2 separate regions of the Homo sapiens genome follow, and region 1 is linked to region 2. Evidence: read pairs that join two places in POLR2A ChIA-PET (ENCODE). Cell type or tissue: HCT116. All regions are shown on one strand. Each heading gives the region's core, and the rest is flanking DNA. Links, peaks and the distances in the headings are about the cores only.

Region 1 (15,769 bases), core at 3,948-11,947, 1.7 Mb before region 2:
AGAAAAAGAAAAATGACTTATGAAACATCAAGCACAATATATGTAGAAAGAGAGTCTCAGAAAGAAAGAAGAGGGGAAACAAAGAACTATTTACAGAAATAATGGCTGAAAACTTACCAAATTTGATATAAAACATTAATCTATAGAATCAATGTTTACTTTTAGTAAAATAAAAATCAAGATATCCACTCCTACACACCTGTGTCAAGCTATGAAAAGACAAAGAGTAAATATTGAAAACAGTAAGACAAAAACTTCTCTTCATGTACAAGAGCACCACGATAAAATTAGCCACTGATTTCTGATCAGAAACAATGGTGAAGCCAGGCACGGTGGCTCACGCTTGTAATCCCAGCACTTTGTGAGGCCAAGGCAGGTGGATTACCTGAGGTCAGGAGTTCGAGACTAGCCTGGCCAACATGATGAAACCCTGTCTCTACTAAAAATACAAAAATTAGCTGGGCATGTTTGTGCGTGCCTGTAATATCAGCTCCTCGGAGGCTAAGGCTGGAGAATCGCTTGAACCTGGGAGGCAGAGGTTGCAGTGGGCTGAGATCACACCACTGCACTCCAGCCTGGGCAACAAACAGAGGGAGACTCCGTCTCAAAAAAAAAAAAGAAGAAGAAGAAGAAAGAAACAATGGTGGGAAGGCAATGGGATGGCATAGTCAAAGAATGAAAGAAAAAAAATTGTCAACTAAAAATGCCGTGTCCGGCAAATCTATCCTTTAAAAATAAAGATATTCCCCAATAAACAAAGACAGAAAATTTGCTGCCAGCACTCCTACCTTATAAGAAATACTAAAATAAAGCTTCTGAACTAAAAGAAAGGCTTGTTTCTTCTATTTGAAAATACTGAATTGATTTGTCACAGATATGTGTGTATATGTGTGTGTGTGTGTATGCTGAATATTCCAAAATTTCTCATGCACTTTAATTGATTTTAGAAGCAAAAATATTGCAAATATATAAAAATATTCTTTGAAGGTTTAATTAGTTCAATTTTTATACTTTTTTAGTCCTATGAATTTTAATAATAAAGAATTGATTTAATTTTTGATTAAGTCTAGCTGAAGATAGTAAAGATTAATTGAAACAAAGTTATAAAAATTTATTCAAAACTCACAATGATAAACAAGTATAAAAATGTAAGCTCTCTGTCTGAGTGGATGCAAGGCAAGAACATACTGTGTGGGGAAGTCCCCACAACCACACAGCCGTGACGCCAGAGCTCCACGGAGGCCCAGGGATGATCTCAGAGCCATTCCCAGGCCTGGGCCTCACCCTAGAGCCAAGGTCCCCTGGGGAAAGTGGAGCCTGCCTCAGGGGGCACAGCATCACCTCCTCAACCCCAAGCCTGGCTGCCTTTCTGATGGAGGAGCCAGGTGGGCTCTGGGAGGCCTAGAACCTTCTCACCCCTCCCAGCCCCAAAGGGTGCAGTTAGTTACTGCATCACAGCCCCCAGGGGACCCCTGACCACAACCTCTCCAAGTCACACCGACCGGCAGCCTCCCAGGGGCCGAAGACCCCCACCCCATGGAGCATGGCAGACAGCCCTGGCAGGCCCAGGTGCAGACACGCAGGGAGAGGTGGCCCCACTGTCGTGGTCCCCTACAGCCACCGCCGGGGTGCACTCCCTGTTTGGCAGCCACTGTCTAGTCCCCTGCGCCTGGCCACACACAGGTGGGGAAGAAATCATGACACAGGGTGTTGACTGCGGCCTCTCCCTGCCATGTGACAGCTCCCGAGGTCCCTGCGGCACTCTCCCCAATGCATCCTGACCTCACTATATTTGCACCCCAAACCCTGGCACCCAGGCCCCACGCGGCACTCCCTGTCCTCAGCGCAGTGGTACCCCTGTACCTGGACCTTCAGCCCGTCAACATTCACCCCGTCCTCAGCACAACAGCACCCCTGTATCATGAAACCAAGCCCCCCACCCTGCACCCTGTCCTCAGCAAAGCAGCACCCCTGCCCCGACACCCATTCCCCCACCCTGACCCCTGAAAACGAGCCCCCGGCCCTGCACCCGCTGTCCTCAGCACAGCAGCACCCCTGCCCTGAATCCCAGCCCCGCCACCCTGAACCCCGCCCTCAGCACAGCACCATCCATGCCTTTTGATGCCCGGGCCACCCGCCCTGCCCCACCTGTCCTCAGCACAGCAGCACCCCTGTCCTCTGACACCCAGTCCCAAAACCCGCACCGGTAAGTGTTGGCCCTGAGCCTCCCATGGCCCTGAAGGCCGTATCTTCAGGTGCTCTGTCCGCAGCAGCACGTAACTCCCAGGCTGCCCGGTGGGTTGAGGCCCACGGCAGCCTCACCAAGGGTTCCACCCCAGAAACGACAGGCTTTTAGATGTTTAAAGACCAGAGTGGCAAAAATGCAGGAGAGCAAAGTAGCCTTGCCTAAGAGACCGCTCCACTCCAGCAGCAGAGCTGGAGGAGGAATGAGGGAGGTAGAGCGCAGAAGGGAACTCAGGACTGGGCCATCTGCTGCAGAAACAGCAGGCCCAGGACAGTGGCGACTTCTGGGCTCCCCGGCCCTCTGCTCATGCTTGCTCAGAAAGGGCTGTCCTGTTTACTTCGGGAGGCGGCTTTGGCGGGAGGGGCAGCCACATTGGGACCTCCGGCTGTGGCTGGGTTCTGGGCACCAAGCCCGCTGCCAGGCCGGCGCCTGCTCCTGCAGACCTGCCATGCCAATGCTCTCCAAGCTGAGGCCGGGTGGCCTGCGACGCTCAGCCCGATGCCCATCACAAGAAAAAAAGCAATTATCAGGGCGCTGTGCGCACGGGGCCACCTTCGCGCTGGCCCGTGAGGGCACCCTCAGCCGGCGGGACTTTCACTTTTGCCGAGCAGCGGCAGCAGCACCGGATGTCTCCTTCGCCCCTGCGCACCGGGGTCGCGCAGAAAGGACGGTGGTTCTGACCGGCGGCTCTGCGGGGCGGGGTGCGGCGCTCAGCCCGGTCGCCCCATGCCTGCCCAGGGCTTGGTGGACCCGAGGGACACTGTGGGCATGGCACCTCTGGGCAGGGACTCCTGGGCAATCTGAGCTGCTGTACGCCCTGCTCTGGTCTCTGCCCGCCAGGCGAGCGCCGTGCGCGAGAGGAGCAGGCAGGGGAAGCACGCAGGCGGCATGTAGGAGAGGAGCGCGGACTGTGCAAGGGCAGGAGCGGGGCGGGGGCCAGGCAGGGGCAGGGGCAGGGGCAGGAGCGGGGAGCGGGCCAGGCAGGGATAGGAGCGGGTCGCCACAGGAGCGGGGCGCGGGTAAGAGCAAAGCCGGCCGGCAGAGGTAGGAGCAGGGCGCAGGCGGGAGCAGGGCGTGGTGCTGGGAAGGCCACCACTAACCTGGGTCCGCTCGCCTTTGCACGCACAGCCCCTCCTTTCACCAGGTGCACCTGCCTGCAGTCCCTGTGCTTTGCCCTTTTTGCTGCACAAAGACAGCAGGGAAGCCGTGCAGGATGCAAGATCTGAGACTGCTGGGGTTGTGACCCGAGGACTCTGAGAACACCACCCTCCCCGCCAACCGCCCATCCCTACCCCAGCTCCAGGCTCCCCCCACCAGAGCGCATCCCCAGCCATTTCTCCTGAGGCAGAGGCTCGGTGGAGCTCAGCCTCTGTGGGGCTAGAGGCCAGAGGAAGGGAAGATATGGGCAGGGAAGGGGGCAGGAGAGCGTTTGTCAGCATCCAGGGCAGTGCAGAGGGTGGGGGTCCTGGAGGCCAGGCCTGGGAAAAATGTAACCAGGTTTGGAAAAACAAGAATTAGGGAGGCGGGAGGCAGAGGCGTTGGTCAACAGGCACCAGGTGGCTGAGGCAGTCCAGAGGGGTGAGGGGCAGGCCTGTCAATGTCAGGCCCCGAGCTGGTAAGTTTCAACTCCCTACTGTTCTCTGGGAGGTTTCCGGAGAAACCAACTCCAGTGAGACAAATGTAACTTTCTTTAAGACTGGGAGGATCAATTTCTACATTTATTCAAAGAAGCAGTAAACATCTACAGGAGAATTTGGCTACTTTCCACCTCATTGGGGGAGTGGGGGGGGCCCTTCCCTCCTCTACACAGGAAAGCACGGGGTGTGGGACTAGGAGAGCCAGCATGGAGCCCCAGAGAATCCAGTTTTCCCCCGAAGAAATGATGCCCAGCATCACATTCACCTCTAAAAAGGGGAAGCCATGGACCTGTCAGGGGGGTCCTGGGGTGAGGTAGGAGGTGGGTTCTGGGCTTCTGTGGGGAAAGTCCCTGTTCTTTCCATATCCCCCAGCTGCCTCTTGAGGTCTGGCCTGCACCCAGCCACAGACAGATGGAGGAAGGGAAGCCCATGGGGCCATGGGGTGGGAGGGCCCAGGAAGCTGGGCCTGGGGTGCCCCGGGGCCAGCCCCTCCTCTTTCTCCTGCATCCTGGCTGAGCTCAGGGCTGAATCAGTGATCTGCACATCACTGCAGATCTGAAAAAGTGAAGTCACCCTGGCAGGCAGGAGGAGGAGTTGCAAAGACGGGCTGGCTCGGACTTGGCCAACCGCTATGTCCAGAGCCGGCCTGCTGAGGGGTAGGTGGTGTGGGCAGCCAGCCCACGAGAGGTACCCTAAACCACTGGACCCTCTGCTGCCTGCCACCCACCCCCGCCAGGCTTTACAGAGCTGGAGTTGTCTCCCTTGGGTGCATACAAGCCCCGTTTCTGTTGCTAGCAGCTACACAGTCTTCACACTCAGGCCTATGCCCAGGGAAGGGACATTGTAGGTAGGGAGGGGCTGAGGGGGACTTTTGGCAACAGACAAGCTCCTGTGACTGTCCCCTAGGAGAATGAAGAGAGAAGGGGGTGGGCCTGAATAGCACCCCCCCGCCCCCACCTCCCAGGAACCTCTCTGGCCACATCTTGGCTGCTGCACAGACTGGATGCCTGGCTCAGCTCTGTGACCACCTCAGGGCCCATCTGAGCCTGCACTCCTGCCTGGCATCCCAGGCACTTTTCCCTTCTCCCCATCCCCACCCTTGGAGGGCTTGAGTGGACACCTGACACCAGGGGGAGATATGGTCTTCTCCTGGGGAAAAGGTCTGGGGAGCCTCATGTGGGTGCACCCCTGTACACTTGCATACGTGCACACATGCATACACCTGTGTTCACATGTGTGGACACACATGCACACGGATGCACACCTTCCTCCACATGCACACCCAGGGACCTGACCAGAGGATCACCCAGTAGAGAACAGAGGTGAAGCCTGCGGCCTGATGGCCTCAGCAACTATAGGGAGAGGAGACAGCCCTGCCTGGGTGTGGGCTCAGGATCCAAAACATCAGGCAGCAAAAAGGAGCTCCTCGCCCGCACAAGGGAAATGGGGCCACCCCGAGGTCCCACAAGGAGAGGTGGAGGCAGAGTGGGTTGCAAGGCAGGCCAGGCCCTGGCCCTGGCTTCTCTCAGTTCCTCGGGTGAGGAGGGCCTGCAGGGGGCTCTGCCTCCCTTTCTTGCCTTCCCTTAGTCGACTCTCTCTGAGCCTCAGTTTCCCCAGCTGGAAACATCTCCATCTCAGAAGGAGGGGTTGTAAGAATTAAAGAGGAGAGAAACACGAAGGGTGGCTCAACAGTCAGCAGGTTTATTTCAAACCTGGGAGGGACTTCTGTCCAAGTCAAGTCAGAAGCCGCACTCCCCTACATGCTAAAAGTTTTTAAGGATTCAGGGTGGGAGAGTTTATCAGAGGCTTGCACTGCTCCTATGTCTCTTTGTTGTGCTTATCTGGGAGGGAGAATTGTGTGTCTGTTCCCATACATCTTGCTTCAGCCGCAGGCATACCTCCCCTCCCCCGAGTCTGCTTTAGCTTCCCTATCTTAGCGCATCTGAAGGGAAAGGACTGTGATTATTAAGGCCCACTGGTTTACTGGGGCCCATTGTATGAGGGTGAAGTTTGGTAGTTACTTGAGAGACTTTCCCCCCTCCCCCCACCTCCCTCTGTGCCCAAGCTGTCTTATCTTTTACTGCCTGCTCTTTCTGGCTGCTGCTTGTAGTTAGAAGTTAAGTGATATCCTTGAAATGCATGGGGCTAGAAAGGGAGCTGGAACTTAAAGTGGCGGTGTTTGTCTGAGATGACGGTGCTCCTGCTCTGTCACCCCTGCCTTTTCATGCCCAGGAACCCTGCCCTGCACCACCTCTGTCCTCTGCACTGCAGCAACTCTGCCCCTGACACTCAACACCACACCCTGCACCTCATCCTCAGTGCAGCAGCACCCCTGGCCCCGACACCCAGACCCAAAACTTGCACCCATAAGTGTTGTCCCTGACCTCCCATGGCCCCAAAGCCACATCTTCAGGTGCCCTCCCAGACAGTGGCACAGAACTCCCAGGCTGCAGGCTGGGTCTCAGCCCACTGCAGCCCCTCCAAGGGAGCCACCCCAGAAACCACAGGCTTTTAGGTTTTTAAAGACCAGGTGGCAAAAACGCAGGAGAGCAAAGCAACCTTGCCAAAGAGAGCCTCTGCACTCCTCTGCCAGCCAAAGCGGCAGAGCTGGAGGAGGAATGAGGAAGGTAGAGCTCAAAAAGGAAACCAGGAATCGCCACACTGTCTTCCACAATGGTTGAACTAATTTACACTCCTACCAACAGTGTAAAAGCGTTCCTATTTCTCCACATCCTCAAGGATCTAGAAATAGAAATACAATTTGACCCAGCAATCCCATTACTGGGTATATACCCAAAGGATTATCAATCATTCTACTATAAAGACACAAGCACACATATGTTTATTGCGGCACTGTTCCACAATAGCAAAGACTTGGAACCAACCCAAATGTCCATCAATGATAGACTGGATAAAGAAAACGTGGCACATATACACTATGCAGCCATAAAAAAGGATGAGTTCCTGTCCTTTGCAGGGACATGGATGAAGCTGGGAAACATCATTCTCAGCAAACTAACACAGGAACAGAAAACCAAACACCACATGTTCTCACTCATAAGTGGGAGTTGAACAATGAGAATACATGGACACAGGGAGGGGAACATCACACACTGGGGCCTGTCGGGGGCTGGGGGGAGGGATAGCATTAGGAGAAATACCTAATGTTGATGACGGGTTGATGGGTGCAACAAACCACCGTGGCCCATGTATACCTGTTAACCAACCTGCACTTTCTGCACATGTACCCCAGAACTTAAAGCATAATAAAATAAAATTTTAAAAAAGGAAACCAGGACTGCACCGTCTCCTTCAAAAACAGCAGACCCGTGCCACTCGTGGCTTCCTGGGCTCCCCGCCCCTTCGCCCACACCTGCCCCGAAAGAGCTGCCCTGTTTGCTTCAGGACACCGGCTTTGGTGCTTGGGACAACCACGCTGGGAACTCCCACTGCGCTAGGTTCTGGGCACCAGCCCCGCTGCTCGCGGGCGCCTGCTCCTGTCAGAGACCTGCCCGCCGCCCGCCACCAGTGCGCTCCCAGCCGAGGCCAGGTGGCCAGTCACACGCAGCCCGCTGCCCAGCGCAAGCAGAAAGGTGCTTCTCAAAGCTCGGCTCCGCCGCTTGGCACTCTGGGCCACCTTTGCACTGGCCGATGCGGGCGCCTGCAGCCAGCAAGACTTACTTTTGTGAGCAGCCTCGGCGCACCGGATGTCGTCTTTGCCATCCCCAGTGGGCGCTGGGGCCGCGTCTGGAGAGACGGTGGCTCTGGCCGGCGGGGTGCGGCGCTAAGCCCGACCGCCCCATGCCTGCCCGGGTGAGGCCGACGTGGGCGTGGCACCTCGGGGCAGGGACTCCAGAGCACTCAGCGGCTGCGCGCCCTGCTCTGTCACTGTTGGGCCAGGCGGGTGCCGGCTGCTGGGGAGGAGCCGGAAGGGGCAGCGCAAGGCGGCGGGTGGGAGTGGGCACGGGCCGGGCTTAGCTAGGAGCGGGGCACGGATAGGAGTGGCGCACGCGTAGGAGCGGGGCGCGGGCAGGTACAGAACGCGGGCAGCAGGACGCGGAGGGGAGCGGGGCGCGGGCTGGCAGAGGTCAGAACAGGACGCGGTAGCAGCGGGGCTCCACTAAGCAGGGATAGGAGCGTGGGGCGGTAGCTGCCAGACAGGCGGGTGCTGGAAAGGCCACCAGTATCCTGGGTCAGCGCACCTCTGCAAGCACAGCCGCTCCTTTCAAACAGGTGCGCCCTTTCCACTGCACAGCGGGCAAGGAAACCAGGTGGGGATGCAAGATCTGGTACTGCTGGGGTTGCTGGGGTTGCGACCCAGAGGACTCTGAGAACAACACCCTCTCCCCAACCCCCCATCCCTACCCCAGCTCCAGGCTCCCCAGCAGCGCACCCCCGCAGCGCACCCCCAGCCATTTCTCAGAGGCAGAGGCACAGTGTAGCTGGGCCTCTGCATGGCCAAAGGTGGGAGGAGGGGAGGAGCTGGTTAGGGAGAGGGAAGGAGAGCCTTCGTCAGCATCCAGGGCAGTGCAGAGGGTGGGGGTCCTGGAGGCCTGGCCAAGAAGAAATGTAACCAGTTGTGGAAAAACAGGAGTTAGAGAGCAGGGAGGCAAAGGCGTTGGTCAACAGACACCAGGTGGCTGAGGCACTCCGGAGGGCTGAGGGGCAGGCCTCTCACTATCAGGCCCAGAGCTCTAGCTCGTAAGTTTCAGCTCCCTACTGTTCTCTGGGAGGTTTCCCAAGAAAACTCCACTGAGACAAATGTAACTTTCTTTAAGGCTGGGATGATCAATTTCTATGTTTATTCAAAGCCGCAGCAAACTTTTTCTATGGGAGAATTTGGCCACTTTCAGCCTCATGGGGGGGAGTGTGGAGGGGGTGGCCTTCCCCCTTCTACACAGGGGAAGTGGGATGTGGGACTGGCAGCCTAGGAGAGCCAGCAGCAGAGAGGAACTGGAGCCCCAAAGAATCCAATTTTCCCCCAAATAAATGATGCCCAGGATCACATTCACCTCTAATAACGGGAAGCCACTGGACCTGTGCTGGGGGGTCCTGGGGTGAGCCTACGACCCGGGGCTTATACCCAGCGCCTAGGACCCGGGGCTTACACCCAGAGCCTAGGACCCGGGGCTTACACCCACAGCCTAGGACCCGGGGCTTACACCCAGAGCCTAGGACCCGGGGCTTACACCCAGAGCCTAGGACCCGGGGCTTACACCCAGAGCCTAGGACCCGGGGCTTACACCCAGAGCCTAGGACCCGGGGCTTACACCCAGAGCCTAGGACTTGGGGCTTATACCCAGAGCCTAGGACCCGGGGCTTATACCCAGAGCCTAGGACCCGGGGCTTATACCCAGAGCCTAGGATTTGGGGCTTATACCCAGAGCCTAGGACTTGGGGCTTATACACAGAGCCAAGGACGTGGGGCTTATACCCAGAGCCTAGGAAACAAAGCTTATACCCAGAGCCTAGGATATGGAGCTTATACCCAAAGACTAAAACACAAGGCTTATACCCAGAGCCGAGGACACAAGGCTTATATCCAGAGTTTAGGACCCGGGTCTTATACACGGAGCCTAGGACATTGGGCTTGTACTCAGAGCCTAGGACATGTAGCTTATATCCAGAGCCTAGGAAACACAAGTCTTATACCCAGAAAAAACGTGAGGCTTATACCCAGAGCCTAGGACCCAGGGCTTATACACTACTTATATTCTACTTTTAGTAGAGACGGAGTTTCACCATGTTGGCCAGGCTGGTCTTGAACTCCTGACCTCACATGATCCACCCGCCTCGGCCTCCCAAATGCTGGGATTACAGGCATGAGCCACTGTGCCTGGCCTAGAACTGCAAAATTTAATTCAAGAAAATATAGGTCCTATGAAAGATTTAAGTTTTATAAAGCTAAAATCTAGTGTTTTCTGGTAAATTGCACTTTAGCCAAAACTCTCCCAATGCTTCTAAAATAATACTAAAAGGGGCATCTGGTAATACAGGAGCAATTTTTTTTTTTTTTTTTTTTTTTGAGATGGAGTCTCACTCTGTCGCCCAGGCTGGAGTGCAGTGGCATGATCTCAGCTCACTGCAACCTCTGCCACCCGGGTTTAAGTGATTCTTCTGCCTCAGCCTCCTGAGTAGCTGGGATTACAGGTGCCCACCACCATGGCCAACTAATCTTTGTATTTTTAGTAGAGACGAGGTTTCACCATGCTGGCCAGGCTGGTCTCAAACTCCTGACCTCAGGTGATCCACCAGCCTCAGCCTCCCAAAATGCTGGGATTACAGGCATGAGCCACTGTACCCAGCCATACAGTACAGAAGCAAGTTTAAAAATTAAATATTTATTTGAATAACAAGCTTACATTGGAGCTGCAATGTTGGCAATGCAGATTTTGAACACGGATCACAAAAAGCATGCATAAAATCCTACTGGCCCAGAGAACAAACCACTGCTCAGAATTAGGCTAAATAGCTGCTGCTTTTAAGAAAATAAAAGGCCTGAAATCAATATACAACATTTTTTAAAATGTATTGGCTGGGCGGGTGCCTGTAATTCCAGCACTTTGGGAGGCCAAGATAGGAGGATCACCTGAGGTCAGGAGTTCAAGACCAGCCTGGCCAACATGGTGAAACTCCGTCTCTACTAAAAATAAAAAATTAGCTGGGTGTGGTGACACATGCCTGTAGTCCCAGCTCAGCAATTAAAGGCTAACGTGAAAGCCAGAGGCCCTTCTGTTGGCGTTTAAAGAGGCTCTCATCTGCACCAGGAGGACGGAGAAAGCAGAAACCAGGCTCAGGATCCACAGAAGATGCAACTCCAACCAAGGCAGGTCTACTGTGCCAAGGCCAGGGCCCTGGTTAGAAGAGAGCGCAACCCTGTGGCCTGACACAGTGGCTCACGCTTGTAATCTCAGCACTTTGGGAGGCCGAGGTGGGTGGATCACGAGGTCAAGAGTTAGAAACCAGCCTGGCCAACGTGGTGAATCCCTGTATCTACTAAAAATATGAAAAACCAGCCTGGCCAACATGGTGAATCCCTGTCTCTATTAAAAATATGAAAATTAGCCAAGTGTGGTGGCATGCACCTGTAATCCCAGCTACTCAGGAGGCTGAGGCAGGAGAATCACTTGAATCCGGGAGGCGGAGGTTCCAGTGAGCTGAGATCGCACCACTGTACTCCAGCCTGGGTGACATAGCGACACTCTGTCCCCCTACCCCTTGCCAAAAAAAAAAAAAAAAGGAGAGAGAGAGAGAGAGAGTACAACTCTGACACACAGGCTGGGAACATTTAGGTTGAGGTCTCTACAAACGATGGACTCTCTATATCCCCACTGAGCCCTCTGAGCTGGCAGGAATGCCGCCCCTGCCGCTAAGGGCTGGCACTCCCTCCCTCCTTGCCTGGACACTGTGCAGAGGCCTCTCCCCAGCCAGACAACACGTCCCCGGCTCAGGCTCTGCCTTGTCTGTCCTCCTGGTCATTAGGCCAATGACTAGGATGAAGTCACAACAGCAACCAGCTGTGGGCATGTTGAGCCTGGTGAGGAAAGATGGGGCTATACCCCAAAGGAGCTGTAGGACCTACCCAGCACAGGTCTGCAGGAACATGGGACTGGAATCCAAGGGTGTCTGGTCAAGGAGGTCAGAAGGTAAGGTTAGATAAGGGAGTATTTATCAACTTGGGAGAACTCTCCCAGGATACAGGATTTAATACTCTCACCAGTGTCCCAGGAGATGGTGCAAACTCACTGCAGATGATTCCTAGAAACATGGGAAAAAGCAGCGGCCAGCATGAAGTGAGAACTGCTGGAGCAGACGGTAGGCCCTTGGCACTTAGGCTCAGAGAGGTGGGCCCACCAGAGGAGGTGTGCCATGTAAGGCTGGAACTCCCAGAGGCCTGTGCTGCACACAGGACCCAGATGATAACCCACTTACCAAGGCTGTTAGGAATGGATCACTTAGAAATTCAGTGATGGCTCCTCTCTGGGGACCAGGGCTGGCAGGAGGAATTGCCACTGTACAACCAGGCTTACTCACAGAAATGATCCCAAGGACCTTGGAAAACTAGAAGCCATCTACCTTAGTGCTGCTGTAACAAAATGCCATAGGCTGGGTGGCTTATAAAGAAATTCATTTCTAACAGTTCTGGAGGCCGGGAAGTCCAAGATCAAAGTAGATTTGGTGTCTGCTGAAGGCCCACTTTCTGGCTCATAGATGGTGCCTTCTCACTGTGTCCTCAGAGTGTAGAACAGGCAGGGCAGCATGCTGGGACATCTTTTCATTAGGGCACTAGTCCCATTCATGAGGCTCCACCTTCATGACCCAATCGCCTTCCAAAGGCCCCACCTCCTGATACCCTCACATTGGTGGTCAGGTTTCAACGTATGAATTTTGGGGAGACACCAACATTCAGACCATGGCACCATCAGAAGGCAGGAAGATGTCATTGTGGTGAGTGGTAGGGTAGAGAGGAGGCCAGGGGAGCCTGACCTACAGAGACCTGTGGAGTGAATAGAACTTGGCACCCCTAGGGGCCACATAGATATGGAGCCAACAAGGATACTACTGTATCTGCATAATCAAAAACAGCACGGATGGATGGCTGGGAAGCTAAGGACAGTCACCTTAATTTAAAAAAAAGTAAAAATCCCTTCCCCAATGTCCATCCCTGAGCAAGTTCTTGGACGTGGAAACTTGATTGACAGAAAGCCTATGTCCCCAGGAGGAAGAACCCCATGACTGCACACAGCGAGGATTCCTCCATTTCTTCCCAACGTTACTCAGGTAACTGTGTACTGGGGAAGGGGAAACCCAGAGCATTAGCATGGCCCCTCCTAAGGGAGCCAGGTGATAAATGGAGTTCTAGCTTAGGTCCAGCTCACCCACAGTCCAAGGTCCCACCCTCAGTGGTCTCCAAATGTATAACTGTAATTGACATACTTAGTAATTGACACAAGCCCTTTATCCTGTGAGGTAAGAGCTATCATAGTGGGGAAATCCAAGTGGAAGCCTCTGAAACTCCCCCTTCTGGCCAAGATAGCAAATAAAAAGCAGTATTACATCCCAGGGGATGGCAAAGATGAGTGCTGTTCTTAAAGATCTAAAAGATGCATGGATGATCATTCCTATTATAGTCCCATTTAATTCACCAGTCTGTTCCCCATGGAAACTACCAGAAGTGCAACAACTAGTAGCCCCATTGCAGCTTCCTTGCTAGGTGTGGTATTGCTGCTAGAGAAGATTAATATGAATTCAGGGAGCCAGGCGAAATGGCTCATGCCTACAGTCCCAGCATTTGGGAGGCTGAGGTTGGTGGATCATTTGAAGTCAGGAGTTTGAGACCAGCTTGGTCAACATGATAAACCCCATCTCTATTAAAAATAACAAAAACTGGCCAGGCATGGTGGCTCACGCCTGTAATCCCAGCTACTCAGGAGGCTGAGGCAGGAGAATCACTTCACCTGGGAGGCAAAGGTTGTGTGAGCCAAGATCACGCCCCACTGCACTCCAGCCTGGGTGACAGAGTGAGATTCCATCTCAAAAAAAATTGAATTCAGGTACATGTTATGAAGCCATTAATCTGGTGAATATGCTCATTTCCATCTCAATCAAGAAAGAGAATCAGAAAGAGTTCACATTCACATGGAAGGGACAACAGTATACATTCACAACTTTCATCAGAGCTCTGTCATGACCATCCAAAAAGATCTGGATCATCGGACATCCTGCAGAACATCACACTGATCCAGTACACTGATGTCATCATGCTGATCAGGCAGATAGACAAGCGGTACCTAGCATGCTGGAAGCCAAAGGGTGAGAGAGAAAACTACTGAAGATCGAGAGGCCACCACATTAGTAAAATTTCTAGGAATTCAATGGTCTGGTGAATACTGGGACATACCTACAAAGCAAAGATAAATTATTTAATCTTTTACCTCCCACCATGAAGAAGAAATCCTAACACCTGATAGGTAGATCTGGAGGCAACATATTTCATAGCTAGGAATACTGCTCCAACCCCATATGCCAATGCCATGAAAGGCTGCCAAGGCCCAGAGCAAGAAAGGATTCTGCAAAAGTGTCAGGCTGCTGGAGCCATCAACCCCATCCCTTGAGCCATACAGTACTCAGCAGACCCTATGGTGTCAGCCATGTGAGTGATAGGAAGAGATGCCAGTGAAGAATGCAAGCTCCAGTGGGAGAATCCCTTAGGATCTGGAGACTCCCTAAAATTTGGGAGTGAATTACAATTAGCAGCAAAGGATTATTCACCTTCTGAAAACAGGTCCTGGTGTGCCTGTGCTACTAGCCCTCATGTGACACACAACACCCAGACATGAGACACCGAGTGATCAGGCAGCTGGAACTGCCTGTCATGAGCTGGGTCTGCCAGACCCAATCAATCAATCTAACATGGTGGGGACATCCCGGGTCAAACATGAGCACGCCTTGAGGACACCAGCAAGCTACACGGCAGGTAGCCCAGACCCCACATCATCCCCACTGAGGCACCAGCAGCCTCAGCTCATTCGAATGGCCACATGGGGGACTCCCATGTCACCAGCTGAAGAGGATAAAACTGAGATTGGTTTGGCTTGGCATGTGGCAGATGACTACATTGGACCCTCTCCTGAAAGATCAGGAATAGAGACCAGTTCCAGATAGAGATTTGCCTTTCCTGCCCATGGATTCTCTGCTCAAGGGTCTATGAAGTGTTTGATTCACTGGCACAGGATGCCACATAACATCACTTCTGACTCAACAGCCCATCTTATAGCAATAACCCTGCAGGGGCGGGAGTGGGCTGGCCCATGACCAGGGATCCACTGTTAATACTGCACACCACATGACCCCAAAGCTGCTGGCCCGATGAAGACAGAGCTGCAATGCCAGTTCAGAAACAAGCCTTCACAAGGTTTCAGTACCATCCTCCAAGATGCAGTATCACTTCAAATCAAATACTATATATGGCACTGCATCCCCACTGGGCAGAATACACGGGTCTAGGAACCTAGGGGTAGAAGCTTAAGTGGCCCAGTGGCCCACTTAAAGAATTTGTGCTTTCTGTCCCTCAACTCTGGGTTCCGTAAGTTTAGAGGTCCTTGTTCCCAAAGAGAAAATACTTCTGCAAGGTGGCACAGCCAGAGTCCCTCAAAGTCGAAGCACAGTCGCCTCCTTGGCACTCTGGGTTTCTTGTCCTTGCATCAAGGGGCCAGCGGTAAGAAGAGGAGTCGCATCCTGGCATCCAGAAGCGGTTGCATATGGGGTCTGGGAGGAATATGTTTGACATCCAGGCGATGCCCTTGGGTGCTTCTTGGTACTCCCTTGCCCAATTTTGATGTTAAGTTGACAAGTGTAGCAACCCTGGCCTGAAAATAGCATGGTGACCAGGGTCTCAGTTCCCTCAGGTAATCAGGAGACCAACAGAGATGTCGTCTGAGAGTGAGGTGGTCTATAATGGGTAGTGGAGTGGGCAGGTGAGGATGTCAGTTGCAGCCCTGAGACCCCAAAACTTCAGAGGTAGGGGTTGGAGTTCATCCCAGTAATTTTCCTCTTCAAGTTGCCTCCTAGAAGAGCTTCTCGCAGAACTTACATGAAGTGGATCCAAGAGGTGACTGTGAAGGACTCTGTAAGGTGCCACCCAGGTCCCTCTGCAGGAATAAAGGACTTATTACCCCAGCTGCTGGGAGTACTGCCTGCAGAAAGTTGACAGCCCTCATGCTCCATTCCCAGGGAGGCCTACATCCAATGACCCAATGTGGGGTCCCTGGCACCAATGTGGGGTGCCAAGTACCCGAACTTTTGCTTTGACTCGGGACAGTCCTGAGGGGTCATCCCATCCTCAGGCCAGCTGAGGCTTCTGCTGAGATAGCATCATAGGTCAGCC
Region 2 (15,769 bases), core at 3,738-11,737:
GCATGGGGCCTGTAGCCCCTTTGTTTTGGTCAATTTCTCCCTTTTGGAATGGGAATATTTACCTAATTCCTATACCTCAATTGTATCTTGGAAGTAACTAACTTGTTTTTGATTTTACAGACCTATAGGTGGAAGGAACTAGCCTTGTCTCAGATGAGACTTTGGACTTTGGACTTTTGAGTTAATGCTGGAATGAGTTAAGACTTTAGGGGACTGTTGGGAAGGCATGAAATGTGGAAAGGACCTGACATTGGGGACTGTCAAATTGTAATCCTCAATGTTTGAGGTCGGGCATGGTGGGGGGTGATTGGACCCTGGAGGCGGTTTCTCTGTTTGAGGTCGGGCATGGTGGGAGGTGATTGGATCATGGAGGCGGTTTCTCTGTTTGAGGTCGGGCATGGTGGGAGGTGATTGGACCATGGAGGCGGTTTCTCTGTTTGAGGTCGGGCATGGTGGGGGGTGATTGGACCATGGAGGCGGTTTCTCTGTTTGAGGTTGGGCATGGTGGGGGGTGATTGGACCCTGGAGGCGGTTTCTCTGTTTGAGGTCGGGCATGGTGGGGGGTGATTGGACCCTGGAGGCGGTTTCTCTGTTTGAGGTCGGGCATGGTGGGGGATGATTGGACCATGGAGGCGGTTTCTCTGTTTGAGGTCGGGCATGGTGGGAGGTGATTGGACCATGGAGGCGGTTTCTCTGTTTGAGGTCGGGCATGGTGGGGGGTGATTGGACCCTGGAGGCGGTTTCTCTGTTTGAGGTCGGGCATGGAGGGAGGTGATTGGATCATGGAGGCGGTTTCTCTGTTTGAGGTCGGGCATGGTGGGAGGTGACTGGACCATGGAGGCGGTTTCTCTGTTTGAGGTCGGGCATGGTGGGAGGTGATTGGACCCTGGAGGCGGTTTCTCTGTTTGAGGTCGGGCATGGTGGGGGGTGATTGGACCATGGAGGCGGTTTCTCACGAATGGTTTAGCACCATTCCCGTGGTGCCATTCTCATGATAGTGAGGGAGATCTCATGAGATCTGGTTGTTTAAAAGTACATAGGCCCCAGCCAGGTGCAGCGGCTCATGCCTGTGAGCACTTTGGGAGGCTGAGGCAGGTGGATTTTCTGAGCTCAGGAGTTCGAGACCAGCCTGGGCAACACAGTGAAACCCCATCTCTACTAAAATACAAAAAATCAGCTGGACATGGTGGCGCTCACCTGTAGTCACAGCTACTTGGGAGGCTGAGGCACGAGAGTTGCTTGAACCCGGGAGGTGGAGGGTGCAGTGAGCCAAGATCACACCACCGCACTCCAGCCTGGGTGACAGAGTGAGACTCCATCTCAAAAAAAAAAAAAAAAAAAATGATATAGACTGGGTGCGGTGGCTCACATTTGTAATCCCAGCACTCTGGGAGGCCGAGGTGGGTGGATCACTTGAGGTCTGGAGTTCAAAACCAGCCTGGCCAACATGGTGAAACCCTGTCTCTACTAAAAATACAAAAATTAGCCGAGCATGGTGGCATGTGCTTATAATCTCATCTACTCGGGAGGCTGTGGTGGGAGAATCACTTGAACCTGGCAGGCAGAGGTTGCAGTGAGCCAAGATCATGCCACTATACTCCAGCCAGAGTGACAGAGTGAGACTCCGTCTCAAACAAACAAAAGTATATGGCACCCCCACCCCCACCCCCTCTTCCTTCTGCTTTCACCATGTGAGATACCTCACTTCTCCTTTGCCTTCTGCCATGATTGGAAGCTTCCTGAGGCCTTCCCAGAAGCAGAAGCTGCTGTGCTGCTTGTACAGACTGCAGAACCATGAGCCAATTAAACCTCTTGTCTTTATAAATTACTCAGTCTCAGGTATTTATTTATAGTAATGCAAGAATAGATTAACACATTCCATTTACAATAGCATCAAAAATAATAAAATGCTTAGGAATAAATTTAACAAAAGAAGTGTAAAACTTGTGCACTGAAAACTAGAAAACATTTTTCTTTTTCTTTTTTTTTTTTTTTTTTTGAGATGAAGTCTTGCTTGTCACCCAGGCTGGAGTGCAGTGACATAATCTCGGCTCACTGCAACCTCTGCTTCCTGGGTTCAAGCCATTCTCCTGCCTCAGCCTCCCCAGTAGGTGAGATTACAGGTGCACACCACCATGCCCAGCTAATTTTTGTATTTTTAGTGGAGACGGGGTTTCACCATGTTGGCCAGGCTGTTCTTGAACTCCTGACCTCGTGATCTGCCCGCCTCGGCCTCCCAAAGTGCTGGGATTATAGGCGTGAGCCACCGCGCCCAGCCTAGAAAACATTTTTCAAAGAAACTAAAGAAGACCTAAATAAAAAGAAAGACATTTTGCATGCATGGATTGAAAGACTTAACGTTAATATGTCAGTGTTTCCCAAATTAATCTGTAGATTCCACACAATCCCTGTCAAAAGACTTTTTTGTAGACAAGTGGACCCAGTAGAAATACAACGAACCCAATATAGGCAAAATAATCTTGAAAAAAAGAAAGAATATAGTTGGAAAAAATATTTGTTTTTTTTTTGTTGTTGTTGTTTTTGAGACAGAGTCTTGCTCTGTCGCCCAGGCTGGAGTGCAGTGGCGCAGTCTCGGCTCACTGCAACCTCCACCTCCCAGGTCCACGCCATTCTCCTGCCTCAGCCTCCTGAGTAGCTGGGACTACAGGCACCCGCCACCAAGCCCGGCTAATTTTTTTTTGTATTTTTAGTAGAGGCAGGGTTTCACTGTGTTAGCCAGGATGGTCTCGATCTCCTGACCTCGTGATCCACCTGCCTCGGCCTCCCAAAGTGCTGGGATTACAGGCGTAAGCCACTGCGCCCAGCCAAAAATACATTTATTAGAGTAACATGTAATTTTTAAAAGTAGTTTTAGACAAAACGTAGTTTTAGACAAATCAAGACAATTTTATTTATGGCACATGAAATTTCATAGTCTTGTGCATAACACTTTACAATGAGAACTTTTGTTAACCGGGACACACTATTTTCTATGTTAATTCTTCTGACACATAGATTTATGTTTCCCTCCTAGACTTTCTTGCAAAAATGCCTGTTCGGGATTCCTCAGAGTACAGACAAAAAGGAAGGCTTGATCAGCATGTGGTGGATCTGAAGATTCAAAGAATTGCCGCGGCTCAAAAGTAGACATTTTGGTAAATGTGAAGAGTGAGATTCAATGAAGATGATAAGAAATGAAAGGTGTTACCAAAAGTGAGTATGTGCAGCTATGCTTGTCACACAAAGTAGGCTTTAAGTCAAAAAAGCACAAAAATAGAAAATAAAGGTCATTATAAAATGATAAAGGGATCAATTCAGCAAGAAGGTAGGACAGTTGTCAATGTAAACACACCTGACACAGGAGCCCCAGTTATTAAAGTAAGAGTTATTCGAGCAACAGACAGAGACAGACAATAATAGCTGGGGACTCCAAAACCCACTTTCAGCAACAGACACACCCTCTAGGCAGAAAAGTAACAAAGACCAGACTGACTCCAAGAGAAGTCAAAGGGACCTCACAGGTAATTACAGAACATTTCACCCACCAACTGCAGAACTGCATTCTTCTCATCAGCTCACAAAACGTTCTCCAGGATAGACCACATTTTAGGCCACAAAACAAATCTCAAAAAAGCATTTAAAAAATGAAAATCATAGCAAGTATCTTCTCAGACCAAAATGGCATAAAATTAAAAGCCAATAACAAGAGGAACGTTGGAAACTCTCTAGGTACATGGTATATAAATAATGGTAATGGTCAGTGAAAAAATTAAAAAGGAAAGTAACAAAAACATTTCTTGAAAAAAAAAAAAAAGGAAACAAAACAGAAAAAAATATATATGGTAGGTGTTTTTAACGTAAAAAATGCAGAACAATAAAAAAGTTAAAAGATACAGTAAAACATTTTCTGAACTAAAAATTGATTTGAATATGTTTTCTTTCATTGGTAACAAAATGACTGGCAGGGAAAGGTGTTGTCCCTGATGAGATAACATTTTATTTTTTTTTTTTGAGACAGAGTCTTACTCTGCCACCCAAGCAATTCTCCTACCTCAGCCTCCCGAGTAGCTGGGATTACAGTCATGCGCCGCCACGCCCAGCTAATTTGCTGTATTTTTAGTAGAGATGGGGTTTCACCATGTTGGCCAGGCCGGTCTCAAACTCCTGACCTCAGGTGATCCACCCACCTCGGACTCCCAAAGTGCTGGGATTATAGGTCTGAGCCACCATCACACCCAGCCGATTAGATAGGCTTTTAAAGCCGCAGCGGAAGGAGGAGCAGTGTCTGTAACCGGTGGCCAAACAGTATTAAACTCCTGGGTTGTTTTGGGAGGAGTCACTACAACTACAGCCCAACTACATTTATTATGCCAGATAACACAGTGCTGGGGGGACATACTGGAGTTGACAAGATCCCCTGGGGGCACAAGTGGCAATGGCTGTGCACCAGTGGCTGGATATTTCTGAAAAATGAAATAAAACTAGTGGTCATCCAAGAAGATGTAGAATTAATGTATTGAAAAACATTGATGAACATGGTCCAGGTCAACAGGAAAGCTGCAGGAATAATGTACACGTTCAATGCCCATGCAGCCACTGACATCACTGGCTTCGGGGTTTGGGAACAGGTACAGAATGTGACCAGGCAGCAGACGTGCTCTCTTTTTAAAAGTGCTTTCACAGGCAGGCACAGTGGCTCATGCCTGTGATCCCAGCACTATGGGAGGCCGAGGCAGGCAGATCACCGGAGGTTCTGATTTCGAGACCAGCCTGACCAACATGGTGAAACTCTATCTCTACTAAAAATACAGAAAAGTAGCCAGGCGTGGTGGCACATGCCTATAATCCCAGCTACTCGGGAGGCTGAGGTAGGACAATCACTTGAACCCGGGAGGCGGAGGTTGCGGTGAGCAGAGATCGTGCCATTGCACTCCAGCCTGGGCAACAAGAGCAAAACTCAGTCTCAAATAATAAAATAAAAAGTACTTTCACATATGACAGACATTACCAATAGTAGTGTCAAATAGCAGTTGGTGTCTTTTCATTCTATGTGTGTTTATCATATAAGTCTGATCTTTTTTTAGTGTCTTGAATGGTTTTCTGGAAAGACAGTATTGGCAAGTGACACAGGATGGTATCCCAGTTGTAAGAGGGTTGCATGATTCTTTTATCTTTGATTTGAAAAGCCTGGTCTTGGACCGGGCTCGGTGGCTCAAGCCTATAATCCCAGCACTTTAGGAGCCCCAGGTGGGTGGATCACGAGGTCAAGAGATTGAGACCATCCTGGCCAACATGGTGAAACCCCGTCTCTACTAAAAATACAAAAAAATTAGCCGGGTATGGTGGCGGGCGCCTGTAGTCCCACTGACTTGGGAGGCTGGGGCAGGAGAATCACTTGAACCCGGGGGGCAGAGGTTGCAGTGAGCCGAGATTGCACCACTGCACCCCAGCCTGGTGAGAGAGTGAGACTCCATCTCAAAAAAAAAAGAAAAGAAAAGCCTAGTTTTGGCACTCGAGCATCTCACACCCAGGACATTTTCTAGTACTGCATTCTGTTCAATACAGTAAGTGCTTCACTGCATAAAAAACACTGTGAAGACCAAAAGAAATCTTATATTTTTGTAGCCTTCCTGATATTTACAGTAATACTATTAACTGTTTATTGACAGGAAAAATGAGATATTTGCAATGTGATGTAATTAGGGTTTTTTTTTTTTAGGCCAAGTTTTGCTCTTGTTGCCCAGGCCAGAGTGCAGTGGCAGAATCTCAGCTCACTGCAACCTCTGCCTCCCGGGTTCAAGCGATTCTCCTGCCTCAGCCTCCCTAAGGAGCTGGGACTACAGGCGCCCGCCACCATGCCTGGCTAATTTTTGTATTTTTAGTAGAGACAGGTTTTCGCCATGTTCGGCAGGCTGCTCTCCAACTCCTGACCTCAGATGATGTGCCTATGTTGGCCCCACAAACTGCTGGAATTATAGGCATCAGCCACCGCGCCCAGCTGAAATTAGATGTTTCTTATTGTATGTAAAAAGGAATTGCCTTCCAAAAGAAAGTTCATGTATTATGCTCATTTGCAATATGTAATAACTATGCAAATAATTTTTAAATATAGTCAGTAACAAAGATTGTTCTGTATATGGTAGTGTTTAATACCTTTTTTTTTTTTTTTTTTCCCTGAGATGGAGTCTTACCCGTTGCCCAGGCTGGAGTGCAATAGCATGATCATGGCTCACTGCCATCTCCTCCTCCCAGGTTCAAGCAATTTTTCTGCCTCAGCCTCCCAGGTAGCTGGGACTACAGGCGTGTGTCACCACACCCAGCTAATTTTTTATTTTTAGTAGAGACGGAGTTTCACCATGTTGGCCAGGCTGGTCTTGAACTCCTGACCTCAGGTGATCCTCCTATTTTGGCCTCCCAAAGTGCTGGAATTACAGGCACCCGCCCGGCCAATACATTTTAAAAAATGTTGTATATTGATTTCAGGCCTTTTATTTTCTTAAAAGCAGCAGCTATTTAGCCTAATTCTGAGCAGTGGTTTGTTCTCTGGGCCAGTAGGATTTTATGCATGCTTTTTGTGATCCGTGTTCAAAATCTGCATTGCCAACATTGCAGCTCCAGTGTAAGCTTGTTATTCAAATAAATATTTTATTTTTAAACTTGCTTCTGTACTGTATGGCTGGGTACAATGGCTCATGCCTGTAATCCCAGCATTTTGGGAGGCTGAGGCGGGTGGATCACCTGAGGTCAGGAGTTTGAGACCAGCCTGGCCAACATGGTGAAACTCCGTCTCTACTAAAAGTAGAGTATAAGTAGTGTATAAGCCCCGGGTCCTAGGCTCTGGGTATAAGCCCCACGTTTTTTCTGGGTATAAGACTTGTGTTTCCTAGGCTCTGGGTATAAGCTCCATGTCCTAGGCTCTGAGTACAAGCCCAGTGTCCTAGGCTCAGTGTATAAGACCCGGGTCCTAAACTCTGGATATAAGCCTTGTGTCCTCGGCTCTGGGTATAAGCCTTGTGATTTAGTCTTTGGGTATAAGCTCCATATCCCAGGCTCTGGGTATAAGCTTTGTTTCCTAGGCTCTGGGTATAAGCCCCACGTCCTTGGCTCTGTGTATAAGCCCCAAGTCCTTGGCTCTGTGTATAAGCCCCAAGTCCTAGGCTCTGGGTATAAGCCCCGGGTCCTAGGCTCTGGGTATAAGCTTTGTTTCCTAGGCTCTGGGTATAAGCCCCAAGTCCTAGGCTCTGGGTGTAAGCCCCGGGTCCTAGGCTGTGGGTGTAAGCCCCAAGTCCTAGGCTCTGGGTGTGAGCCCCGGGTCCTAGGCACTGGGTATAAGCCCCAGGTCGTAGGCTCACCCCAGGATCCCCCAGCACAGGTCCAGTGGCTTCCCATTATTAGAGGTGAATGTGATCCTGGGCATCATTTATTTGGGGGAAAATTGGATTCTTTGGGGCTCCAGTTCCTCTCTGCTGCTGGCTCTCCTAGGCTGCCAGTCCCACATCCCACTTCCCCTGTGTAGAAGGGGGAAGGCCACCCCCTCCACACTCCCCCCATGAGGCTGAAAGTGGCCAAATTCTCCCATAGAAAAAGTTTGCTACTGCTTTGAATAAACAGAAATTGATCATCCCAGCCTTAAAGAAAGTTACATTTGTCTCAATGGAGTTTTCTTGGGAAACCTCCCAGAGAACAGTAGGGAGCTGAAACTTACGAGCTAGAGCTCTGGGCCTGATAGTGAGAGGCCTGCCCCTCACCCCTCCCTCAGCCCTCCGGAGTGCCTCAGCTACCTGGTGTCTGTTGACCAACGCCTTTGCCTCCCTGCTCTCTAACTCCTGTTTTTCCACAACTGGTTACATTTCTTCTTGGCCAGGCCTCCAGGACCCCCACCCTCTGCACTGCCCTGGATGCTGACGAAGGCTGTCCTTCCCCCTCCCTAACCAGCTCCTCCCCTCCTCCCACCTTTGGCCATGCAGAGGCCCAGCTACACTGTGCCTCTGCCTCTGAGAAATGGCTGGGGGTGCGCTGCGGGGGAGCCTGAAGCTGGGGTAGGGATGGGGGGTTGGGGAGAGGGCGTTGTTCTCAGAGTCTTCTGGGTCGCAACCCCAGCAACCCCAGCAGTACCAGATCTTGCATCCCCACCTGGTTTCCTTGCCCGCTGTGCAGTGGAAAGGGCGCACCTGTTTGAAAGGAGCGGCTGTGCTTGCAGAGGTGCGCTGACCCAGGATACTGGTGGCCTTTCCAGCACCCGCCTGTCTGGCAGCTACCGCCCCACGCTCCTATCCCTGCCTAGTGGCGCCCCGCTGCTACCGCGTCCTGTTCTGACCTCTGCCAGCCCGCGCCCCGCTCCCCTCCGCGTCCTGCTCCTGCCCGCGTTCTGTACCTGCCCGCGCCCCGCTCCTACGCGTGCGCCGCTCCTATCCGTGCCCCGCTCCTAGCTAAGCCCGGCCCGTGCCCACTCCCACCCGCCGCCTTGCGCTGCCCCTTCCGGCTCCTCGCCAGCAGCCGGCACCCGCCTAGCCCAACAGTGACAGAGCAGGGCGCGCAGCCGCTGAGTGCTCTGGAGTCCCTGCCCCGAGGTGCCACGCCCACGTCGGCCTCACCCGGGCAGGCATGGGGCGGTCGGGCTTAGCGCCGCACCCCGCCGGCCAGAGCCACTGTCTCTCCAGACGCGGCCCCAGCGCCCACTGGGGATGGCAAAGACGACATCCGGTGCGCCGAGGCTGCTCACAAAAGTAAGTCTTGCTGGCTGCAGGCGCCCGCATCGGCCAGTGCAAAGGTGGCCCAGAGTGCCAAGCGGCGGAGCCGAGGCTTTGAGAAGCACCTTTCTGCTTGCGCTGGGCAGCGGGCTGCGTGTGACTGGCCACCTGGCCTCGGCTGGGAGCGCACTGGTGGCGGGCGGCGGGCAGGTCTCTGACAGGAGCAGGCGCCCGCGGGCAGCGGGGCTGGTGCCCAGAACCTAGCGCAGTGGGAGTTCCCAGCGTGGTTGTCCCAAGCGCCAAAGCCGGTGTCCTGAAGCAAACAGGACAGCTCTTTCGGGGCAGGTGTGGGCGAAGGGGCAGGGAGCCCAGGAAGCCACGAGTGGCACGGGTCTGCTGTTTTTGAAGGAGATGGTGCAGTCCTGGTTTCCTTTTTTAAAATTTTATTTTATTATGCTTTAAGTTCTGGGGTACATGTGCAGAATGTGCAGGTTGGTTAACAGGTATACATGGGCCATGGTGGTTTGTTGCACCCATCAACCTGTCATCAACATTAGGTATTTCTCCTAATGCTATCCCTCCCCCCAGCCCCCAACAGGCCCCAGTGTGTGATGTTCCCCTCCCTGTGTCCATGTATTCTCATTGTTCAACTCCCACTTATGAGTGAGAACATGTGGTGTTTGGTTTTCTGTTCCTGTGTTAGTTTGCTGAGAATGATGTTTCCCAGCTTCATCCATGTCCCTGCAAAGGACAGGAACTCATCCTTTTTTATGGCTGCATAGTATTCCATGGTGTATATGTGCCACGTTTTCTTTATCCAGTCTATCATTGATGGACATTTGGGTTGGTTCCAAGTCTTTGCTATTGTGGAACAGTGCCGCAATAAACATATGTGTGCTTGTGTCTTTATAGTAGAATGATTGATAATCCTTTGGGTATATACCCAGTAATGGGATTGCTGGGTCAAATTGCATTTCTATTTCTAGATCCTTGAGGATGTGGAGAAATAGGAACGCTTTTACACTGTTGGTAGGAGTGTAAATTAGTTCAACCATTGTGGAAGACAGTGTGGCGATTCCTGGTTTCCTTTTTGAGCTCTACCTTCCTCATTCCTCCTCCAGCTCTGCCACTTTGGCTGGCAGAGGAGTGCAGAGGCTCTCTTTGGCAAGGTTGCTTTGCTCTCCTGCGTTTTTGCCACCTGGTCTTTAAAAACCTAAAAGCCTGTGGTTTCTGGGGTGGCTCCCTTGGAGGGGCTGCAGTGGGCTGAGACCCAGCCTGCAGCCTGGGAGTTCTGTGCCGCTGTCTGGGAGGGCACCTGAAGATGTGGCTTTGGGGCCATGGGAGGTCAGGGACAACACTTACGGGTGCAAGTTTTGGGGCTGGGTGTCAGGGCCAGGGGTGCTGCTGCACTGAGGATGAGGTGCAGGGTGTGGTGTTGAGTGTCAGGGGCAGAGTTGCTGCAGTGCAGAGGACAGAGGTGGTGCAGGGCAGGGTTCCCGGGCATGAAAAGGCAGGGGTGACAGAGCAGGAGCACCGTCATCTCAGACAAACACTGCCACTTTAAGTTCCAGCTCCCTTTCTAGCCCCATGCATTTCAAGGAAATCACTTCACTTCTAACTACAAGCAGCAGCCAGAAAGAGCAGGCAGTAAAAGATAAGACAGCTTGGGCACAGAGGGAGGTGGGGGGAGGGGGGAAAGTCTCTCAAGTAACTACCAAACTTCACCCTCATACAATGGGCCCCGGTAAACCAGTGGGCCTTAATAATCACTGTCCTTTCCCTTCAGATGCACTAAGATAGGGAAGCTAAAGCAGACTCGGGGGAGGGGGGAGGTATGCCTGCGGCTGAAGCAAGATGTATGGGAACAGACACACAATTCTCCCTTCCAGATAAGCACAACAAAGAGACATAGGAGCAGTGCAAGCCTCTGATAAACTCTCCCACCCTGAATCCTTAAAAACTTTTAGCATGTAGGGGAGTGCGGCTTCTGACTTAACTTGGACAAAAGTCCCTCCCAGGTTTGAAATAAACCTGCTGACTATTGAGCCACCCTCCGTGTTTCTCTCCTCTTTAATTCTTACAACCCCTCCTTCTGAGATGGAGATGTTTCCAGCTGGGGAAACTGAGGCTCAGAGAGAGTCGACTAAGGGAAGGCAAGAAAGGGAGGCAGAGCCCCCTGCAGGCCCTCCTCACCCGAGGAACCGAGAGAAGCCAGGGCCAGGGCCTGCCTTGCAACCCACTCTGCCTCCACCTCCCCTTGTGGGACCTCGGGGTGGCCCCATTTCCCTTGTGCGGGTGAGGAGCTCCTTTTTGCTGCCTGATGTTTTGGATCCTGAGCCCACACCCAGGCAGGGCTGTCTCCTCTCCCTGTAGTTGCTGAGGCCATCAGGCCGCAGGCTTCACCTCTGTTCTCTACTGGGTGATCCTCTGGTCAGGTCCCTGGGTGTGCATGTGGAGGAAGGTGTGCATCCGTGTGCATGTGTGTCCACACATGTGAACACAGGTGTATGCATGTGTGCACGTATGCAAGTGTACAGGGGTGCACCCACATGAGGCTCCCCAGACCTTTTCCCCAGGAGAAGACCATATCTCCCCCTGGTGTCAGGTGTCCACTCAAGCCCTCCAAGGGTGGGGATGGGGAGAAGGGAAAAGTGCCTGGGATGCCAGGCAGGAGTGCAGGCTCAGATGGGCCCTGAGGTGGTCACAGAGCTGAGCCAGGCATCCAGTCTGTGCAGCAGCCAAGATGTGGCCAGAGAGGTTCCTGGGAGGTGGGGGCGGGGGGGTGCTATTCAGGCCCACCCCCTTCTCTCTTCATTCTCCTAGGGGACAGTCACAGGAGCTTGTCTGTTGCCAAAAGTCCCCCTCAGCCCCTCCCTACCTACAATGTCCCTTCCCTGGGCATAGGCCTGAGTGTGAAGACTGTGTAGCTGCTAGCAACAGAAACGGGGCTTGTATGCACCCAAGGGAGACAACTCCAGCTCTGTAAAGCCTGGCGGGGGTGGGTGGCAGGCAGCAGAGGGTCCAGTGGTTTAGGGTACCTCTCGTGGGCTGGCTGCCCACACCACCTACCCCTCAGCAGGCCGGCTCTGGACATAGCGGTTGGCCAAGTCCGAGCCAGCCCGTCTTGGCAACTCCTCCTCCTGCCTGCCAGGGTGACTTCACTTTTTCAGATCTGCAGTGATGTGCAGATCACTGATTCAGCCCTGAGCTCAGCCAGGATGCAGGAGAAAGAGGAGGGGCTGGCCCCGGGGCACCCCAGGCCCAGCTTCCTGGGCCCTCCCACCCCATGGCCCCATGGGCTTCCCTTCCTCCATCTGTCTGTGGCTGGGTGCAGGCCAGACCTCAAGAGGCAGCTGGGGGATATGGAAAGAAAAGGGACTTTCCCCACAGAAGCCCAGAACCCACCTCCTACCTCACCCCAGGACCCCCCTGACAGGTCCATGGCTTCCCCTTGTTAGAGGTGAATGTGATGCTGGGCATCATTTCTTCGGGGGAAAACTGGATTCTCTGGGGCTCCATGCTGGCTCTCCTAGTCCCACACCCCGTGCTTTCCTGTGTAGAGGAGGGAAGGCCCCCCCCCACACTCCCCCAATGAGGTGGAAAGTAGCCAAATTCTCCTGTAGATGTTTACTGCTTCTTTGAATAAATGTAGAAATTGATCCTCCCAGTCTTAAAGAAAGTTACATTTGTCTCACTGGAGTTAGTTTCTCTGGAAACCTCCCAGAGAACAGTAGGGAGTTGAAACTTACCAGCTCGGGGCCTGACATTGACAGGCCTGCCCCTCACCCCTCTGGACTGCCTCAGCCACCTGGTGCCTGTTGACCAACGCGTCTGCCTCCCGCCTCCCTAATTCTTGTTTTTCCAAACCTGGTTACATTTTTCCCAGGCCTGGCCTCCAGGACCCCCACCCTCTGCACTGCCCTGGATGCTGACAAAGGCTCTCCTGCCCCCTTCCCTGCCCATATCTTCCCTTCCTCTGGCCTCTAGCCCCACAGAGGCTGAGCTCCACCGAGCCTCTGCCTCAGGAGAAATGGCTGGGGATGCGCTCTGGTTGGGGGAGCCTGGAGCTGGGGTAGGGATGGGCGGTTGGCGGGGAGGGTGGTGTTCTCAGAGTCCTCGGGTCACAACCCTAGCAGTCTCAGATCTTGCATCCTGCACGGCTTCCCTGCTGTCTTTGTGCAGCAAAAAGGGCAAAGCACAGGGACTGCAGGCAGGTGCACCTGGTGAAAGGAGGGGCTGTGCGTGCAAAGGCGAGCGGACCCAGGTTAGTGGTGGCCTTCCCAGCACCACGCCCTGCTCCCACCTCTGCCGGCCGGCTTTGCTCTTACCCGCGCCCCGCTCCTGTGGCGACCCGCTCCTATCCCTGCCTGGCCCGCTCCCCGCTCCTGCCCCTGCCCCTGCCCCTGCCCCTGCCTGGCCCCCGCCCCGCTCCTGCCCTTGCACAGTCCGCGCTCCTCTCCTACATGCCGCCTGCGTGCTTCCCCTGCCTGCTCCTCTCGCGCACGGCGCTCGCCTGGCGGGCAGAGACCAGAGCAGGGCGTACAGCAGCTCAGATTGCCCAGGAGTCCCTGCCCAGAGGTGCCATGCCCACAGTGTCCCTCGGGTCCACCAAGCCCTGGGCAGGCATGGGGCGACCGGGCTGAGCGCCGCACCCCGCCCCGCAGAGCCGCCGGTCAGAACCACCGTCCTTTCTGCGCGACCCCGGTGCGCAGGGGCGAAGGAGACATCCGGTGCTGCCGCCGCTGCTCGGCAAAGGTGAAAGTCCCGCCGGCTGAGGGTGCCCGCACGGGCCAGCGCGAAGGTGGCCCCGTGCGCACAGCGCCCTGATAAGCGCTTTTCTTCTTGTGATGGGCAGCGGGCTGAGCGTCGCAGGCCACCCGGCCTCAGCTTGGAGAGCATTGGCATGGCAGGTCTGCGGGAGCAGGCGCCGGCCTGGCAGCGGGCTTGGTGCCCAGAACCCAGCCACAGCCGGAGGTCCCAGTGTGGCTGCCCCTCCCGCCAAAGCCGCCTCCCGAAGTAAACAGGACAGCCCTTTCTGAGCAAGCATGAGCAGAGGGCCGGGGAGCCCAGAAGTCGCCACTGTCCTGGGCCTGCTGTTTCTGCAGCAGATGGCCCAGTCCTGAGTTCCCTTCTGCGCTCTACCTCCCTCATTCCTCCTCCAGCTCTGCTGCTGGAGTGGAGCTGTCTCTTAGGCAAGGCTCCTTTGCTCTCCTGCATTTTTGCCACTCTGGTCTTTAAACATCTAAAAGCCTGTCGTTTCTGGGGTGGAGCCCTTGGTGAGGCTGCCGTGGGCCTCAACCCACCGGGCAGCCTGGGAGTTACGTGCTGCTGCGGACAGAGCACCTGAAGATGCGGCCTTCAGGGCCATGGGAGGCTCAGGGCCAACACTTACCGGTGCGGGTTTTGGGACTGGGTGTCAGAGGACAGGGGTGCTGCTGTGCTGAGGACGGGTGGGGCAGGGCGGGTGGCCCGGGCGTCAAAAGGCATGGATGGTGCTGTGCTGAGGATGGGGTTCAGGGTGGCGGGGCTGGGATTCAGGGCAGGGGTGCTGCTGTGCTGACAGCGGGTGCAGGGCCGGGGGCTCGTTTTCAGGGGTCAGGGTGGGGGAATGGGTGTCGGGGCAGGGGTGCTGCTTTGCTGAGAACAGGGTGCAGGGTGGGGGGCTTGGTTTCGTGAGATAGGGGTGCTGCTGTGCTGAGGACGGGGTGAAGGTTGATGGGCTGAGGGTCCACGGACAGGGGTACCGCTGCGCTGAGGACAGGGAGTGCCGCGTGGGGCCTGGGTGCCAGGGTTTGGGGTGCAAATATAGTGAGATCAGGATGCATTGGGGAGAGTGCCGCAGGGACCTCGGGAGCTGTCACATGGCAGGGAGAGGCCGCAGTCAACACCCTGTGTCATGATTTCTTCCCCACCTGTGTGTGGCCAGGCGCAGGGGACTAGACAGTGGCTGCCAAACAGGGAGTGCACCCCGGCGGTGGCTGTAGGGGACCACGACAGTGGGGCCACCTCTCCCTGCGTGTCTGCACTTGGGCCTGCCAGGGCTGTCTGCCATGCTCCATGGGGTGGGGGTCTTCGGCCCCTGGGAGGCTGCCGGTCAGTGTGACTCAGAGAGGTTGCGGTCAGGGGTCCCCTGGGGGCTGTGATGCAGTAACTAACTGCACCCTTTGGGGCTGGGAGGGGTGAGAAGGTTCTAGGCCTCCCAGAGCCCACCTGGCTCCTCCATCAGAAAGGCAGCCAGGCTTGGGGTTGAGGAGGTGATGCTGTGCCCCCTGAGGCAGGCTCCACTTTCCCCAGGGGACCTTGGAGGATAGGCCCTCTCCTGACCCACGCTCAAGGACACTTGGCAGCCCCTGTGGTCCTGCCCTTTCTCCCAGCCTTGGCCTCCCTCCCGGAGCTCTAGGGTGAGGCCCAGGCCTGGGAATGGCTCTGAGATCATCCCTGGGCCTCCGTGGAGCTCTGGTGTCACGGCTGTGTGGTTGTGGGGGCCTCGGGGACTCCTCTCTCCTCTGCCCCTGAGCCTGAAGGCCATGAGGCCTGTGGAGGGATACCTGAGCTGTCCCCTCTGACACCCCGGACAAGGTGGGAGTTGGGCAAGAGCAGGCAGTGAGGTGTCCTTATTCCTGAAGCTGCTTTCTGCTTGGCTCCTGCCCCCTAGAGAGCCCGGGGCAGGGAGACGGTGCAGGCAGGACCTCGAGGGCGGCAGTTCAGCCTCCCCTGGGTCTTGGAGGGACTGGCATTTAGCTCTGAGCAAACATCTCTGTCGGCTTTTGCGTCATGGATGGCTCCACAAATTACAGCAGCCCAGTCACCACCACAGGTCCTCTGTGCACCTGGACGGGTGTGCACCCACCTGGTTCAGGCTTTCCTCCCTGACACTAGTGATACCAGAGGAGCTGGGGCCAGCTCGGGAGATGTCTGCAGCCCTGCAGGCCCAGGTCCTGGGGCACCAGAGCCGCTTCCCAGATTTGGGTGCTGGCAGTGGTGCTTCCGGTCCTGGCCCTGGGCTCCTCTGTGCCCTGAGCTGCTGATGTCTGTGTCCTGCAGAGCCCAGCGTTCCAGGGAAGCACCTGGGGGGCAGT

The links. Peaks named below come from ENCODE experiments on the same cell type or tissue, not always from the same donor. Only the 100,000 strongest peaks of a DNase experiment are listed, where the experiment ranks them.
Region 1: POLR2A ChIA-PET joins it to region 2 with 5 read pairs; 1 of 35 experiments calls an interaction of 5 or more read pairs at or near these places.

The regions. Positions count from the first base shown.
Region 1 is chr5:177,931,561-177,947,329 of GRCh38, reverse strand. LOC124901146 (a long non-coding RNA gene) reads left to right here and starts at 7,860. Exons shown (of 3, transcript XR_007059075.1): 1 at 7,860-7,915; 2 at 12,602-12,663. LOC100128340 (a long non-coding RNA gene) reads right to left here and starts at 7,803. Exons shown (of 4, transcript NR_149047.1): 1 at 7,564-7,803. RefSeq lists an enhancer at 7,182-7,782. In HCT116, for the core only: no CTCF peak of the experiment used is centred there; a DNase peak (open chromatin) is centred at 7,789; H3K4me3 peaks cover 1,575 bases.
Region 2 is chr5:176,192,193-176,207,961 of GRCh38, reverse strand. It overlaps the pseudogene CEP192P1. Among named protein-coding and RNA genes, the nearest start is that of SIMC1, 38 kb to the left of the region's middle. RefSeq lists enhancers at 10,081-10,582, 12,714-13,404. In HCT116, for the core only: no CTCF peak of the experiment used is centred there; DNase peaks (open chromatin) are centred at 8,481 and 8,851; H3K4me3 peaks cover 1,235 bases.